Linked DNA regions of Homo sapiens: region 2 is linked to region 1. Evidence: chromatin loops called from intact Hi-C (ENCODE). Cell type or tissue: sigmoid colon. All regions are shown on one strand. Links, peaks and the distances in the headings refer to the core of each region. The heading gives the core; the rest is flanking DNA. Region 1 overlaps CEMIP (cell migration inducing hyaluronidase 1). Region 2 overlaps CEMIP (cell migration inducing hyaluronidase 1).

Region 1 (8,951 bases), core at 1,828-6,827:
GAATGGTTTTACCCAGGAAGTCTCTGCTACCATCCACCTCAGAAGGGGCAAACATGGCGTTTAGACTGACGTCTTACTTCCTTAACTCCATAGGAATGGAAAACATTTAGACTGACATCTTACTTCCTTAACTCCGTAGGAATTTTCCAATTAGAGGAATTCAGTTATATGATGGCCCCATCAACATCCAAAACTGCACTTTCCGAAAGTTTGTGGCCCTGGAGGGCCGGCACACCAGCGCCCTGGCCTTCCGCCTGAATAATGCCTGGCAGAGCTGCCCCCATAACAACGTGACCGGCATTGCCTTTGAGGACGTTCCGGTGAGTGAGGCGCCAGGGCAGACTCCCGGCAAACCCAGACTTTGGATGGTGATTCACAAGTCCCCTGGGTCCCAGAGTTTGAGCTATTGCCACCACCGCAGGGGTTGAGAAGCCTCCTCCAACTAGGCTGGGCCATGTCCCAGTTTGCTCTTCATCCAAACTGGAAAAGTACAAGCGTAGGTTGCCCCACAGGTCAGGTCTGGGTAAATGCCCGCTTGCTCTCTCCCTGCTCAAAACTCAGGCGAGCCTCTGGAGGAACCCGACGTGTGGACTGAGGTTCCTAGGCTGTTCCTCCAAGGGACTTGACTTTGACAAACTGAGTCTTCTGACCAGGCCACCTGAGTTGGCACAAAGAATCTAACAAGCCCCACAGTTTCCAAGGGAAGTCTTAGCTGATGATGTTCTGTTTAATCTCTCCCCGAGAGCAGACTATAAACAGAGGCCTCCTTGCCCTAGACAGAGAAGGCAGAAGAGGGGCGGAGGATTAGGAGATCAGGAGCAAGGGCTGCCCTGTGAGACCAGCCGGGGCCAGTCCTCCTGTGCATTTCCTTCAGGTTATGGATTCCCAGACTTTTCCCTCCTTCTCCTCCCTGCTCCTGCCTTTTGCCTGTTTGCCCAGTTCCTGGCAGGCTGAGGGAAACGATGTGAAACTGAAATGACTTAATGTCTTTACTCAGGCAACTGAGAGCCTGAAAGAGGTCAGTTATGGAAATCTGCAAGGGCTCATGCTGCAAAACTGTCTTCCTGAAACGTGCCACATGCATCTTCTCTCGCACACGGATGCCCCCGTGTATGTGTGTGTGTATGTGTAAAAGTGTGTGTACCCTTTCTCATACACACATCACCCCCACCTCCCTCTCACACACAGTCACACTCACAGTCCTCAGTCCCCCTCCTCCATCTCTGCAGTTGGTGAAGGCTGTGTGTCAGAGCAGTCTCCAAGCTCATCCACAGCAGCCAACCCTCCAGTGAGCAGAGGCCAAAAGCATGTGCTAGGTCTGGGAGTTGAGGCACAGTGAACCTTTGACTGTGACTCCGGTTGCATCGGAGGGGTCAGCCACGTGGTTTCTCTCAGTGCCCGAGAGCATCTTTGTTTTGGCTGGCTTGTAACGTCAGTGGAAATCGGAAACCTCGCCCTGGCCTGATGACGGCTGCAGTTTCCCTTCACCTTCTAGCCCTGCCTAACTTTCCTGGGCTCTGTTTAGATTACTTCCAGAGTGTTCTTCGGAGAGCCTGGGCCCTGGTTCAACCAGCTGGACATGGATGGGGATAAGACATCTGTGTTCCATGACGTCGACGGCTCCGTGTCCGAGTACCCTGGCTCCTACCTCACGAAGAATGACAACTGGCTGGTCCGGCACCCAGACTGCATCAATGTTCCCGACTGGAGAGGGGCCATTTGCAGTGGGTGCTATGCACAGGTGGGGACACCATTCTGGGGGCCGGCCACTCACTTATTCACTCATGCAACAAGCATTCAGTGAGTGTCTACTCTATGCCTGGCTCTGTTTCAGGCCAGAAAGAGATACAGAATTTTTTTTTCTTTTTCTTTCTTTCCTTTTATTTTTTCCCCTCACCCAGTAGGATTTTTACAAAGTTAAAGTCAAAACACTTGGTGAGCAAAATGCTTAGAAAAAAAGAACCCTCTGGGTCAACTGCTTCGATTCAAGTCAGGCTCCAACACTTACCATTGGACCTTGGGCAAATTACTTGGTCTCTTGGAGCCTCAGTTTCCTCACCTGTAAAATAGTTGAACTTTCCTAGCGAGATTTTGGGGGTGGCTTCAGAAAATACAAGTAAAATGTTTCATCAGCCTTATCCAATAGAAATATAATGCAAGCCACACATGTAATCTTAAATTTTCTGGTAGCCATGTTAAAAAGTAAAAAGAAACAGAATTTAATTTTAATAATACTTTAATTGTATTAAAAATACTATCATTCAAAATGAATCAGTGTAGAAAATCATTAAAAACACTTCTTGTTTTTTTTCTAAGTCTTCAAAGTCTACTGTGTATTTTACACTTATAGCCCACTCAATTTTCAACCAAGGGAAGTGTAGTCCTACTGAAACAATAACGTTGTGTTTAATGTGAATTTTTAATTTTATTTTTAATTTATTTTTGCATTTTTATTGCTATATCATAGTATATTCTCTTGGAGAATGTGTGATATTTGATATATGTATACAATGTGTAATGATCAAATCAGGGTAATGGGATAGGAAAAAATATTTACATTGCTTTTGTTTTGAAATTTAAATGAATTGAAGTTTAAAATTCAGATCCTGAGTCACAGTGGCCACATGTCCAGTGCTCAGTGGCCACATGAGGGACAGGGCAGGTCTAGATGGTGCCTAGAACAGGGCAGAACTTAAAATATTAGTTAGCTATTATTATATTATTGTTACTTCTAGTATTTTGATGAATGACTAATGAATAAATGAGTAACGGGAGAGAGGCCTGAGAAAATGAATTGTCAGGTTCACAGTGAGCCAGGTCGTCTCAGAGAATGAAGGAAACATGTATGAATAGCTGTCTTCACAACTATCCTACAAGGCAGGCATTATTATCACCACCGTGGGTGTCAGGAATTGGGGTGTTAGAAAGGAGCTAAATGGTGGTTTGGGGGTGGAGGAGTGATAGGAGAGGGAGATGGTGTTGGGCTGAAGGAAAAGGGCCATAAGGGGCAAAGAGGGCACAGGGTGCAGCTGGTGGGGGTCAGGTGCCAGAGTAGGTGGCAGGGCTAGCATTTAGCAGGAAGAAGGACCAGAGGAAGACAGGGCAGAGGGCAGGAAGCTGAGGGTGTTTCTCTCTGCAGTAGAATGTGATGTCATGTGCTGAGAATGTGGGGACTGGGCTTGAGGAAAGTAACCTCCAGAGAGCGATAAAGATTTGGAAGAGTTGCTGTAGAGAGTGGAAAATGTTGACAAGAAGCTTGTGGAAGGAGTGCCTGGCAGTGTTGAAAACCCAGTGGAGACTGGAGGCGGTGCATTTGCAGAGGCACCTCTCTCCCAGGCTGTGGGATTTTCTCAGCCCTGCTCAAGAGCCCTGGGAGAGGCGGAGCTGTGCAATGAGCCATGGGGTGGCTTCTGCTGTAGGTGTGGGCAGAGGAAGGGCCAAGATGCTAATGGGAGTGAGTGGTTGATATGATGATGTGAGGAAGATAAGAAGGGAAGTGGGGTCAGAAGGGAGCTGATGGAGGACAGTCATGTCCTGAATAATTGAAGGATGACCAAACCCTCAAGCCTGGCATCCACACTGTCAGCATTACACAGCCTCAGCTCAAGGTCTAGGTATCCCATATGGAGCCTTGATTTTCCTTCCCACACTTTCTTTCTGATATGTTGCTTATCTTCTGTGAAAAAAAAGCTCATCGTTAGAGCTTGCCAGATTATCATAACTGGCAACTGGTTATTAACGGTTATTCATAATATTTTCCCTTCACTTTACATCTTACAAAATGCTTTAATGTACGCTTTACCTTCTGATACTCAGGGCAACTTCCTAAGATGGGCAGGGTTGGTTCTCTTTCCATCTTATATGCGATAAAACTAGAGGGGAAGATAAGCACTTCCTTCCAAAAGCACAACATCATTGCACGTTGGTGTGATTGTCTCTCTTGGCCACAGTTATGGGGATATTGTCTTATGAATTTGGGATGTGCCATAAAACAGGACATGGCGTTTTTTTTGTTTTTGTTTTTGTTTTGAGATGGAGTTTCGCTCTTGTTGCCCAGGCTGGAGTGCAATGGGCAATGGCGTGATCTCGGCTCACTGCAACCCCCGCCTCCCAGGTTCAAGCGATTCTCCTGCCTCAGCCTCCCTAGTAGCTGGGATTACAAGCATGTGCCACCATGCCCAGCTAATTTTGTATTTTTAGTAGAGGCAGGGTTTCTCCATGTTGGTCAGGCTGGTCTCGAACTCCCAACCTCAGGTGATCCACCCGCCTCGGCCTCCCAAAGTGCTGGGATTACAGGCATGAGCCACCGCGCCCGGCCAACACAGTGTTTTAAACCAATGCTGGGATAAAGCATCCAGGCTCTTAGGTCCCTGGAACTCAATGGCTGACAGTCTTGCTTTCAGTTTTTCCTCTGAAATGAGGCACCATTTATTCATGCAGTGTGTTGTGGCACCACAAGGACTGGCCTCAGGGGCCAGACACTGAGAGGGAGTAGGAGGGAGAAGTAGGCCAACACACCCAGGCACTCTCTAAAATCAGGCAGAGCAACTGCCAGTTATAGGCGAGTTGCATTTTATGGTAGAATTAAAAAAGTTCTCTCTCTCTCTCTCTTACTCCCTTCCTCCTCCGTCCACATCTCTGTCCTTTGTCCAAAATTTGCCATCTGACTATTATGCAGACTCTTCTCAAATTTCCACTGGAAGCTCAACAGAGCACTTTTATGAAGATGAACAGAAAGCATTAGCTGGATTACACAGTAAGGCCTGGGCTGCGTCCATCAGCAGAAAGAGATGTCCCCTTATTTGGCCTTTCTTTCATTCAAGCCTTCTAAAAAGGGTTCTGTAAAGAGAAAGTGCCTTTGAAAGTGCGGTCTATAGTCAGATGTTAGCCAGACGCTCTTGGAATAATCCTTCGTAATAGCCTCATTGTGTGTTTCCTTTTTGGGTTTTAAAAGATGTACATTCAAGCCTACAAGACCAGTAACCTGCGAATGAAGATCATCAAGAATGACTTCCCCAGCCACCCTCTTTACCTGGAGGGGGCGCTCACCAGGAGCACCCATTACCAGCAATACCAACCGGTTGTCACCCTGCAGAAGGGCTACACCATCCACTGGGACCAGACGGCCCCCGCCGAACTCGCCATCTGGCTCATCAACTTCAACAAGTGAGTGGGTGTCCAGCCAGGAGCAGTGAGCTCAAAGCTGATAACGATGCCTTGTTGCAAAGTCCTGGACTTGCGTCTAACGAAACCACAGGCTAGCCCATGTGATCCATGCAGGAGTACCTAGAGGGGTTGACATCACCCAGGAGTTAAGAATTAAAGGACACAGGCCAAGCCCCCGCTCCAGCATGGGTAACCTTGGCCAGCGCACGTAACCTCTTGAGCCTGAGCTCCTTGATCTTTGAGTTGAGGATAGTATTACCTTGCAGGAGTGCAATGAGGACCCAAGGAGATAAGGTATGGCGGGCACCCAGGACCTGGCATTAGCCAGTGCTCGACAGATGACAAAAATATCTGGGTATTGTTGTTACCATCCTACAGAGAGGGAAACGAGGCTCTGCGAGATAAAGTGTTGAGGCCGAGGGCATCTGGATAGGGCTTCATATATTTAGATTCTAGTATTTTCTATGCACATTATTTACTTGTCACAGTATTTCTGTGAGACAGACATTTACCAGATGTGGGAAATGAGACCAAAGCGATGAAATCGGCCCTACAATCAAGCTGGACCCAGAAGGGGCTCAGCCTAGGTCCTTTGGATCCTGTGCTCTTTAACTACGAAAAGAATGTCTTTTTCCCAAAGTTCCATATGCAGCACCCCCAGGGTTGGCCCTGGAGACACACCAGTGAAGCATTCAGGCTCTTTGCTCATGGGCAGCCATTGTCTCTCCCTCTCTCCTTGAACACTGCAACTCAGTCACCACGACAGCAAATGTGCTTTCAAAATTTCCCATACAAAAGTGGAGGTGTCATTTGGTGGAGATTTTTTGGTCTCTTTCTCCAAGGCATGCTCCAAAGGCCCTGTGGCCTGGACACCCTTGCTTGTAACCTGACTCTACTTCCAATCCTAGGGGCGACTGGATCCGAGTGGGGCTCTGCTACCCGCGAGGCACCACATTCTCCATCCTCTCGGATGTTCACAATCGCCTGCTGAAGCAAACGTCCAAGACGGGCGTCTTCGTGAGGACCTTGCAGATGGACAAAGTGGAGCAGAGCTACCCTGGCAGGAGCCACTACTACTGGGACGAGGACTCAGGGTGAGCAGGCGCCCACTTGGCTGCAGGAAAGTGGCTCAACCTCATCTTGTCCCCTTGGCCTTTCCAATAAGTCTAAGAACAGCCATGTAGTTAATGCCAATTAATGTAAGACACCTTTCTAGGCATTTTGACTCTAAGGCTGACTGTCCCATACATTAACGACATTTTTAAAGCTATTAAGCTTTAAAAGTAAAATAAACACCCTATTAAATATACATGTGAATTGTAGGGAATTTACATATTTCAGAAAAAAAAAAGTGAAGGCAGTAAATCTTAGAATCCAGAAAACATGGTACATTATCTCAAATCCTCACAACAACCTGCTTGGAGCAGAGGATTAAGAGATGGGCAGCTGGGTGTGGTGACTCACGCTTCCCAGCACTTTGGGAGGCCGAGGTGGGTGGATCACAAGGTCAGGAGTTCGAGACCAGCCTGGCCAACATGGTGAAACCCCGTCTCTACTAAAAATACAAAAATTAGCTGGGCATGGTGGCGCGTGCCTGTAATCCCAGCTACTCAGGAGGCTGAGGCAGGAGAATTGCTTGAACCTGGGAGGCGGAGGTTGCAGTGAGCCAAGATACTGCCATTGCATTCCAGCCTGGGTGACAGAGAGAGTGAGAGATGGGCAAAGAAGGCACAGGGAAAATAGGAGAGACTTCCTGAGATCATAGCATAAAGCTGACCCAGCTGGATTTGAACCTAGATCTGTCTGTCTTCAAAGCCCTCACCCTTTTGCTAACCTGCACTAGGTTCTATTCAATAGAGATATAATGAAAACAGAGTATCTGTTTCTGGGAGTTCTTTGATCCCCTCTCTTAAAAAGAAATTTCGTCTAATGTCTTAAGAATGCCAACCCAGCTCCACAGCAACGTCGATAGCAAACTGTGAGGAGTAAGGGTAAAAGATCAGTTGATGGCCAGTTTTCTATTCTTATATGGAAGTCAATGATAAAGAAACTGATAACAGATGATCTATCTTATTTATGGCTCCATCAATTTGATTAAGGGAAAATTAAAATTTAGAATCAAAAGTATAAGTAAAATGTTGGGATGGGAGGGCAATAAAAAACACCTCTTTCCCCACACAAGTGCTACGCCAGCTGGGGGCAGACAAGCTGGCAGGGGAAGAGGAAGTGATCCACCTTACTGATGATAAAGCTGTTGGAGAATAGAGCTTTCCAATATCATCCCCAATTTTACCTCCTCCGCCCCAGGGAGCACTGGGCAATTACAGGCTCCCCACATAGGGCCCAGCCCGAAAACCTCAGAGCATGGAAGACAGACCAGAGTGCCCCTGCTCTACGGGCTGAGCCAAATACCCAAAACCAACCAATTATATGAGACACTCTCTTCCCATGGGAAGAAGTGGATGAGGGGAGGGCCCAGGGGCCAGGAGTATTTAGGAAAATCCTCCCATATGAATACCAGAGGAGGAGGAGTGAGATATGCCCCACATACCACTAGGAAATATTATGATTAAAGTAACAGATGTTGATAAGGTAAAGTCCCTGGGATACCATCCATGCAGATTTTCTTCTTTCCGGCTCATGAGTGAAATGTTCAAAAGATGTGAATTTTTCAAATGGAAACTTCCACTAAGTAAGTTGAACCTCTTTGATCAAAGTCTTAAAAATCTAAGGCTGGTCTGCTTGTCACCTTAAGCACATTTTTTGGTTGGTAGCATAGCTTAGCCCTATGCCTGTTGATCATTGTGTTGTGTTTCAATTCAGCAACGCCTTAGGGACCAGGAGTTGGGTTATAGGGGGTCTGTTTCCTATGGAGAAGGGCTGCAAACTCTTGGGCTTTTAAAAATCTTTCTGCCTTATACGTTTGTTGTTTCTTATACTCAGAGCACCTGCCTTTAGCAGCTACCTTCTAATAATCTACTATGGGCTAGGATACTTAACAACCAGCTTGCTATAATTAGGGGTAAAATTAAAATAAGTCAGCTAAAAGGGAGGGGATTTCAAAGTGTGAAATATATAAGCTCTGAATCATCTCTCATTTTTTCCAGGTTAAAAAAACTGTTAAGTGATTGTAGCTGTGTTCTGGATAGCTAAGTTTGCTTAATACCACCTCAGTGAATTCTTATAATGATTCTTACTAAATTATAAACAAGTACATTATTTAAGGTGCACAGCCATCAGTAGCGCTGCTCTGCAACATTACTTGGTCATAGCCAGGATTTGAGCACTGGGCTGGCAGATGCCCAGGCCCGTGCTCCTTTCATGCCTTCCAGGGCTTTGCAGTTCAGCCAGCTTGCACACATCCAAGTTGTAGGTCAGGATTAGGGAAGGCAGCTGCTACCTACCATGGGCTGGATGGTCTTTTAGGTCACTCCCAGTTTAGATAATCTGATATATAATGGCAACAAGGAAACCTGAATACTGTTAAGTTTTGTGCAGAAGCCTCAGGACCAATCCCATTTCTGTGCTTGGTCCCAGGAGTGGTTTGGAGCATGTTGGGAGCCTCCAGGGAGACGTGACCATGGGCAGCACTGAACTGCCTTCCTCCTAAGCTGCTCAAAGCGGGTGCTCACCTGCCTCCCCAGCTTCCCCACCACGCAGGGCATGGAATGCAGATATGGCTGCTCTGCTCTCAGCCCTGAGCACGAGGCCTCTGTAACAGTCAGTTTCTACTTTACTCTGAGATCACTTGATGTGGATGGCTTGAAACATAAAGCCTCTCAAGG
Region 2 (8,951 bases), core at 1,518-6,517, 120 kb before region 1:
AATTTTTCTAATGCATTTGTTTTTGTCAATAAAGGCAGAAGATGAGGAATGAAAACAAGAGCTAATAGTAACTATCCCACTTGACCCAATGCTTCTGTGACCAGAAGCTGGTCACTTCTGGGTTGATAAAATGGGAGCAATAATAGCACCTCCTTCAAAAGGTTGTAGTGAGGGTTAAATGAGTTCATGCAGATGTACTTAGAACAGTGGTTGGGACATAGTCAGTGTTCAGCAAGTGTTAGCTGCCATCCTCCTCCTCGTTATCATTTGTAATAGGAGCAGCAGTACGGATTTTTTTTTTTTTTTTTTTGACGGAGTCTCACTCTGTCACCCAGGTTGGAGTGCAGTGGCATGATCTCAGCTCACTGCAACCCCTGTCTCCTGGGTTCAAGCGATTCTCCTGCCTCAGCCTCCCAAGTAGCTGGGATTACAGGTGCTGCCACACCCAGCTGATTTTTGTATTTTTAGTAGAGACAAGGTTTCACTATGTTGGCCAGGCTGGTCTCGAATTCCTGTCCTCAGGTGATCCACCTGCGTTGGCCTCCCAAAATGCTGGGATTACAGGTGTGAGCCACCACACCCGGCCGGAGCAGCAGTACTGTCTTAAGAGTAGGAACCTGAAGCACTCTAAAGGTGAAATAATTTCCTCAAGGTCCAATGGCAAGTGGAACAGTCCAAATTTGAATTCGGACAGATGATTTCAGAGCCAGCAGTCTGAATTATGCTTTTCAAAATGATTTTGATGTTGTACAAGTAAGACTTAATATTTATATCAATTACTGCTATCTTTCTAAAAGGCAAATTTGATCATTTTTCTCTCACTTAAAATCCACTAGCCCCTGGGCTTCTCAAGGGTGGAAGAGATGTTTCATTCACTGAAGTAGTTCTAATACCTGGCTCCATACCTGTAGCAGCAAAGGTTTATTGATCAAAGCTGAGACACCCTCTCCCATCCATAAAAGGATAAAGTCCAAACTCTTTGGCTTTTTTTTTTTTTTTTTTTTTTTTTGAGACAGAGTCTCCCTCTGTTGCCCAGGCTGGAGTGCAGTGGTGCAATCAGCTCACTGCAAGCTCCACCTCTCGGGTTCACGCCATTCTCCTGCCTCAGCCTCCCCAGTAGCTGGGACTACAGGTGCCCGCCACCACGCCTGGCTAATTTTTTTGTATTTTTAGTAGAGACGGGGTTTCACCACGTTAGCCAGGATGGTCTCGATCTCCTGACCTCGTGATCCACCCGCCTTGGCCTCCCAAAGTGCTAGGATTACAGGTGTGAGCCACTGAGCCCGGCCTAAACTCTTTGGCTTGACACCAGAGCAACCCACGGCTTGGCCACCATCTCCAGCTCAGCCTGGTACCCAGCAGTTCTCTCTCTGCTCCAGCTAGGGCAGCACATTGGTCATTGCTTTCTTTGGCTTGAAAGATCCTCTTCAAGGTTCACATGTCGCTGACAATCTCCTACTCTTCCTTCAAGACCCAGCTCAATGTCACCCACTCTTAGAATTCTTCTCCTGCATCTTCCCTATTCCCCAAACCTCAGGGCAGAACCTGTGGGTGCCTTGGAAGATTGCTCACTGAGGGTCTTCAGTTGGACCTCAAAGGATAGGTAGGCTTTGGGCCTGTGAAGAAGGGAAAGGTACCTTAGCCAGAGTAACAGCATGGGCAACACACAGACCTGGAGAATGAATGGCTATGAGAGAGATTTCACTAATTCCTCCAAATCATTATTTTCTCCAGTGTGAGTTGTATTATTTCCTCCTCCCCATGCAGACTTAAATTCTAGGGGTGTGCTTTCTTTTTCTCTCCTTTTTTAAGAGATGGGAGTCTCACTTTCTTGGCCAGCTGGTCTCGAACTCCTGCCCTCAGTGATCCTCCCCTCTTGGCCTCCCAAAGTGCTGGGATTATAGACATGAGCCACTGGGCCAGCCCAACGGTTGCACTTTCAATACAGGTGGAGAGTGTCCCTACTGCTTTTCCTGATCCCTGAGAGGGTCTTTCAAAGGAGATCACAGTAGCAATTCACTTCTTTGGAAAAACCGGTCCAAGTAAGGAAAACCTGCCATATATACCCTGCATGTAAGACAGAGTAGAGAAGCCACTGGCCAGGATGCTGGGAGAACGGCATTCTTATCCTAACTCCGTCACTCACTAACTTTCAGACTAGAGGCAAATGCCTCAGCCTCTCTGAGATTAGGTTTCTTCATCTGTAAAATGGGTATCCTGTGGCCTGCCTGGCCCAATTCCCAGTGCTGTGGTGAAGACCAGATGAGCAACGCTCTGTCCCTATCTAGCTTTGAGACATTGGGAAAGGCATTTAATTACTATACCTTGAATTCTTTGGTCATGAAAACGAGGCCAAGAATACTTTCCAGATTGTTTGGCTATGAGGATTAGATGAAGTAACATATGGAAAATGCACAGTACAATGCCTGGTATATAGTAGATATTCAATGGATATTCTTTTCTTTTTTCCTTCCTTCCTTCCTCTCTCCCTTCCTACCTCCCTTCTTTCTTTCCTTCTTCTTTCCTTCCTTTCCTCCTTCCTTCCCTCCCTCATTCCTTCTCCTTTGTTTCTTAGTTATAAAAATAAGGAGTTAGAATAAATATCCTCTCATTAAATAGTCTAACTCTGTGCCTTTTAAAAAAAATTAAAGATCATGTTTTATTAATGAGATATTATTTGGAAAGCCAAAGAAATATATTTTCCAAGTAGGAGGGAGAAGATCCAGCTTTTTTCTGCCCTGGGAGCTCCAGAAGTTTAAGGCGAAATGATAAACATGTCAGAATGACTTCTTTATTTCTATTTATAATCTTTGCCATACAGCTCGGTGGATGGTGAGGTGCTTTTTCCAGCATAGAAACTTTCCTTGGCCGAGGAAAGGCAAGAATAAATACTTTTCCTGGGATGAGTCCATTACCGGTGCCCTCTTTCCAATATTCCTCCAGATTGAAATTTATGCTTAAAAATCCAAATGAGTTAGGAGAGACTGTGACTTTCTAAAGCAAACTCTTTTGCAATGCTATTTTACTGTGAAAAGTCAGCGCTATTTTTCTTTTTTAAGTTGTGATGGCTGCATGTGGATTTCAGGGCAAAGTGGGTATATGGTAACCCTGAGGAATTGTCTCTGATCAAGACCACAGGAGAAACTTTCCCATCTCAGCAGGGCCTCTTAAGCCCTAAATGCTTCCCTTCTCTGCATCACCACTCAGTGGTGGCTGAGGCAGGCTAGGCTAGCTACCACTCACAGTTTTCCAGGGAGTGGAAAGCTCTGAAATCAAAGAAATGGGTCCTTGAGGGAGGCAGGAAAGTTGTCTGTCTGGATGTTTCCTCGGACCTCTGTCTGCTTCCTACTCCAGGGCCTCCTGCAGGCAGGTGTTTATGCTGATCATTAGGATCTTATCACCTCTCCTCTCCTTGCCTCATTTCTGCACCACCTGGGCCAGTCCGCCCACAAATAAGCCACACCTCCTGGCCCAGGTCAAGCTACTTGTCCTCTGGGAAGCCCTCCCTGATTACTCCAGATATCAGAATTTTCTTTCCTGGAATCTTTAAAAGATTGAATCATCTCCACTGAATGATCTCCTCCAACACTCTAACCTGACCCTGTCAGCTGGATTGAAACTCTTCTCGTATATGTTTGCATGAGGAAGGGTGGGGATGGGTCTCAGGACGGGCACTGGGAGAGAAGATAGAGGTCAAACGAGGGTGAGAGGACATTGTGTCCTTGTACCTGCACAGCTCCAAGCCCAGTAATGAGCACAAACCAGGTGAGCAATGAATACTTGTGATTAGGAGCCTACAGTGCACCGTTACTCTAGGAGAGTAACTGCAAACAAAGCGGCAGACGGGGTTCTCGCTCCTCAGGCTTCAGCCCAGAGATCTTATTTATATGCCTGAACAGAGTAAAGGTAAGTCTATTATTATATTTTTATGTTTGTAATATATACTCTGCCTACTTCCAGAAAAGAATGGAGTTGGCTGACAGTAAACAGTTTATAACAAGGCTATTTATATAGAAATAGAAACGGAAAGCCATGGTGAAGGAGGAAGGAGCTAAAATGACGATACCTTGGCTGATGTAATTATTATGATTATACACAGCGTGGAGCTGGGGATGCGGAAGGCTGTGGGACAGGCTGCCCTGGAACATGTAGTGTCTGTCATTTGAAGGAGAAGTGAGGAGAAAGTTGCTCAAATAATTGGATATTGCTTATAGGAGAATAGGATTTGCATAAATGATGTGTGAGTAGGCTGGGCATAGTGGCTCACACCTGTAGTCCCAGCACTACACTACTGAGAGGACGAGGTGGGTGAATAGCTTGAGCTCAGGAGTTCAAGACCAGTCTGAGCAACACGGCAAAACCCCATCTCTACAAAAACAACAACAACAAAAATTAGCCAGCCATGGTGGTGTGTGCCTGTAGTCCCAGCTACTCAGGAGGCTGAGGTGGGAGGATCACTTGAGTCCGGGAGGTAGAGGTTGTGGTGAGCGGTGATTGCATCACTGCACTCCAGCCTGAGTGACAGAGTGGGACCCTGTCTCAAAATAATAATAATAATAATAATAATAATAATAATAATAATATGTAAGTAGAAGCAGAGAGGATTATGGGAACATTTGGGGGTATGTGGCTGTGAGGATCCTGACAACTGCTGCAAAGATGAGCGAGAACTGCAATTTAGGAGGCTGCGGTGGCAAATTGTGGCTTTATTCTTGGATGATTGTGTTTGGTGCTTCTGGGTCAATTTTCAGACAATATTTAATTTTTCAGTGAGATCTATGACTTGCTTAAATGCACCACTTCTTGTAAAAATTATATGATCAGAGCATATACATTTCCATTTTGGCAATAGGTGTTGGTCAGTTAATGTAAAAGGTTTCAGTGTTTCTTAATTATTTAACCTCTCTGGGCATTCGTCATCTTATTTGTATGATGTAGATAATAGCATTTTTCCTATTTTACGTGGTTGTTGAGAGGATCCGATGGAATGACTAGCTGAAAGTGTTTGTAAAAGTCAGGATAAGTAAAGCAATGCTGCAGGAACAAACAATCCCCAAATTTCAGCAGCTTACTACAAAAAAATATGTATTTCTCACTCATGTTCATGTCCAATGTGTGTTAGCAAGGAGATACTGTCTCTCACAGTCATGCAAGACCCCTTGCTGGGGAAGCTGCACCTCCATATATGCTTCTACCATCACCAGGGCAGAGGAGAGGGAGCATGGTGGATCATACACTGGCTCTTAAGACTTCACTTGTGTGACATATGTCACTTCTACTCATGTATCATCGGCCAAACCAAGTCACATGGCCATAGTCTCACTTGAAAAGGGGCAGGAGAAGTGCAAACTTATCATGGGCCCAAAGGAGAAGAGAATCAGAGTATTTCTGAACAGTTTTAATTTTGGCACAGACTTGAAAGTACTTAGAATTAGCTCCAAAAATATATGAATATTTTCATTCTCCAAGCAGCTGTATTTGTATCACAACGGAAGTCCTGAACTCTAAGCTGCAGGGAGCATTACTGATGTCAGAATAGCTCATCAATTTCAACAGGTCAACTCCACGATGTAGCAGTGGTCCAAACTGAAGCCAGTGCACCACTTACTAGCTACTGCAGACAGACTGGAGAAGTCTCACCTCGTGCCAACTCCCACTGATTGTTGGTGGCTTCTGGGAGATTTGTGTAAAGGATTGGTTCTGGGGCTTGTAGAGAAAGAGTTGTAATTGATTAATAATGTCTAACATGGGAACAAGAAGTGGGGAGTGGAAGCCATTGCCAGGCTTTTGTCAACCTTAATCAATCGCATCGCTCAGAGGGCTTCACAGTAGCTGTTGAAAGGATTTGCCTACAGAGATCCATCCTGGGGAGTGGCTTCCAAACTCCTCTCTTCCCAGCGTGCATTACAGGGCCAGTCCACAGCTTACAAAGGACCAGGTTATCTCTGCATTGTCCCAGGTTCAGCCCAGCCTGGGCATCTTCAGTCTTCTTTGGCTGTACCAGGTAACACATCTTTCTAGAGACCCTGAGAGAATGCCATTTTCTGAGTTTCCACAGGCTAGCCAGAAAGGCTGTTAAATAACTCACCCAGCTAGTTCTTTCCAAAAATACCCAGTCCTATTTTTAAAATGGAGGATTATATAATTCTTCAACTGGCCTCACTCATTTCCCTTTTTGCATAGATGCCATGCCTGTCAGAGTGTGGTTAGGAGCTCAGGAAGCCATGGAGAGGCACAGGATTTGAAATCTGCAGTCTCATGAGACAGGAAGTTGATTCCACTCATGGCAGGGTTGGGTCCTGTCTAGTGGATGGTCACTCTTAGGGATGGTTCCAGATGTCTTGCTGGGTTCGGCTTGCTTATGTTTGCTTTAATCAGGATGCCAGTGGTGTGGTTCAGAAGTTGCTTTTCATCTGGGATCTTTGTCATATCCATTAATGTCTTGATCATGACAGGATGTGACCTGGAATGGGAACATTGGTACAATTCCTCAAATTTATGTTCACCAAGACCAATGACAGCACACCCTGAGTATTCCCCCTTTACCCTCTACAGCATTCATAAACAGAAATTGGGGACTTTAATCATTTTAAATGATGGGCTAGATTGCTTTCAGCCTATTTTGTTTTAAGGAGGAAAGAAAGGATCTTCTCTTAGAGAAAGAGGAAGGGAATGGGGGAACATTTATTAAGCACCTACTTTAGGCCCATGCCAGGTATTTCTTATACATTATGACATTGATCCTCATGAATATCCTTGAGCTATGGGTCTCAATAACCCTATTTTGTGGATGGAGGAAACTGAGGCTCAGTTAAGTTGGTTGACTTGGTCACTTGGTCACAATAGGACAGAGTCAGGATTCAAAGGCAAGTCTGTCTGAAACCCCTTGACTTCTGCAGTCAACCAGAGAATTGAATTGTAGACATCTCAAAGTGGCCAGCATGACAAGGGTGGGACAGTGAAGCTCAACCAGCCTTTCTCTTGCCCATGTTAATCTTTGATTCTCGGCTAAGGTCACAGCTCCTGCTCTGGACTGTTCCAGAATTCCGTGGGGCTGTGCAAAAACATGCCACCTCTTCTGTCTCCCTCTCTCTCTGAGTTGGATGTTTCTTTTCCCTGACTGATTTTCCTCTATTTAATCTGGAATTCTCCAGGGCAGTGGTATTCCATGGTAGTGCTGCTACCCAGACTGGTCAGAGGAAAGTGGGCAGCCTGTTCCTTATAAATACCGTGAGTCACATGTCTTCCCAACTGCCAAAAATATTCAAGCAGAGCCCAGTATTCCTTTGGCCTGCATAAATTTCTGAGGACTGGTAGCATAGTGTATCCTTTATATTCATAGATGCGTATGCTCTCCTGGGGTCTTCTTAGCTTAGGAACCTGGTTTTTGATGGGTCAAGGTTTTTTCCTTGATTCATCCAACCTGAACCACAGTCAGGATCATCAGTTACAAGGAGTAGCAGTGGATCACAGCATAGGATGTGGATTCAGGAGGGCTGGCTTGGCTGCTGACTAGCCAAGTGACCCTGAACTACTCCCTCAACTTTCTGATTCTCAGTTTCTGAGTCTGTAAAAGGGGGTAATAATAGTTATTAAGGGCACAGGCCATAGAAGCTGATAGATCTGGATTTAATTCCCGAGGACAGTGAGAACTAGGTAACTGTAGTTAAGTCCCTCAACCTTTTCAAACCTCAGTTTTCTCACCTATTATAGAAAAGAAATTATAATAATACTTAACCCGCTGGGACGCTGTACACAGTAAATGAATGTAAACATGGGAATACTTAGGACAATTTCTGGTATTTAATAAATGTTAAATATGTTTTGAATATTACTGTTTTATGTTATTATTAACTAGTTTACAAGGGGAGGATCAAGTAAACTAAAAATGTGAAAGTGTCTGATACAGAGTTTGGAACCCAAAAGATGCTTCAAAATAGTGAAATTTGCACTTCATCATAAAGATGTGAAACCTTTGAGAAGGCAGTAGTTGGAAAGGAACTGTTCAAACAACTGGCTCTGTGCTGGTTGCTCAGAATTTAGAGATGAGCTTCACTCATCTGCTGGCCCCTTGGAGCACATAATCTCACGGGGAAATAGCTGCTGGCAGGATGGCATTGTGAGGATGCAGACAACTCAGAGGAATGAGGGAGCAGGGAGCATGGGAGACTCATTATTTCCTGGCTTATTGCATTCAGGAACCTTAATTTCTGTTTTATTCCTGGTGGTTTGATCTACCAGTGCTGTCAGTGACCAGAAAGAGAAGCAGAGGTCAAGTTATAAAAGTTCATGTTAGGAAGTTATGACCCATATATAGCCAACAGCTGTGGAAAGCGTTTAGGCAGGAGAAAGGATGAGTACAGGTGCTTTCTAGGAAGATAGTTCTGGCAACTACGTGGATTGGGTAGAAGCAGGTAGATAAAAGCAGGGAGATCGGCAGGGAGGCTTTTTCCATCAACCAGGTGAAAATAATAGGGTCCGAAAATAGAAGAGCATATTCAAGAGGCCTGTGAGAGATGAGTAGACAGGTTCATCCAAGAAGACAGGCTGAAGGGTTGCCACTCAATCAGGGTGTGAGAGGGGACAGTGTGAGGGAGAGGGAATGAGGTCTTTGGGGGAGAAAAGACCTTTGTGTATCCCTTACATCTCTTTCTCTCCATTGGAACTTCTTCTAATGGGCTACTTAGAGGTGCCCATGGGCCATGGAACAAATTGGGGCTGAAAGGAGAAGGAGGACTGCCTGAAGGCACAGCTCTGTGTGGCAGATCCCTGAAAGGGACTCTCAGGACAGTCTCCCCTTGGGATTAGAAAGGTATGCATGTCAGGAGCTCTTGGAAGCACTTGAACTTTCTAGAGGCCGCCATGTTGGAAGGCTGTTGTTTGCCATTGGGCACCTGAAGAGTGACACAGCTGGTTTTCTTTTCCTCCTGGTTGCTGCACCTTGAGACTGT

Evidence for each region. Hi-C counts contacts between places; a loop is a spot of excess contacts. Peaks named below come from ENCODE experiments on the same cell type or tissue, not always from the same donor. Only the 100,000 strongest peaks of a DNase experiment are listed, where the experiment ranks them.
Region 2: it touches region 1 in a loop (5-fold over the local background); 1 of 110 quality-filtered maps calls a loop at or near these places.

What each region holds. Positions count from the first base shown.
Region 1 is chr15:80,931,720-80,940,670 of GRCh38, forward strand. CEMIP (cell migration inducing hyaluronidase 1) reads left to right here. Exons shown (of 30, transcript NM_001293298.2): 22 at 140-320; 23 at 1,526-1,741; 24 at 4,955-5,166; 25 at 6,075-6,260. Among named protein-coding and RNA genes, the nearest start is that of MESD, 54 kb to the right of the region's middle. In sigmoid colon, for the core only: no CTCF peak of the experiment used is centred there; DNase peaks (open chromatin) are centred at 4,772, 5,143 and 6,173.
Region 2 is chr15:80,813,060-80,822,010 of GRCh38, forward strand. All of the region lies in intron 1 of CEMIP (cell migration inducing hyaluronidase 1), which reads left to right. LOC124903539 (a long non-coding RNA gene) reads right to left here. Exons shown (of 2, transcript XR_007064733.1): 2 at 5,384-6,463. Among named protein-coding and RNA genes, the nearest start is that of MIR549A, 25 kb to the right of the region's middle. In sigmoid colon, for the core only: no CTCF peak of the experiment used is centred there; no DNase peak of the experiment used is centred there.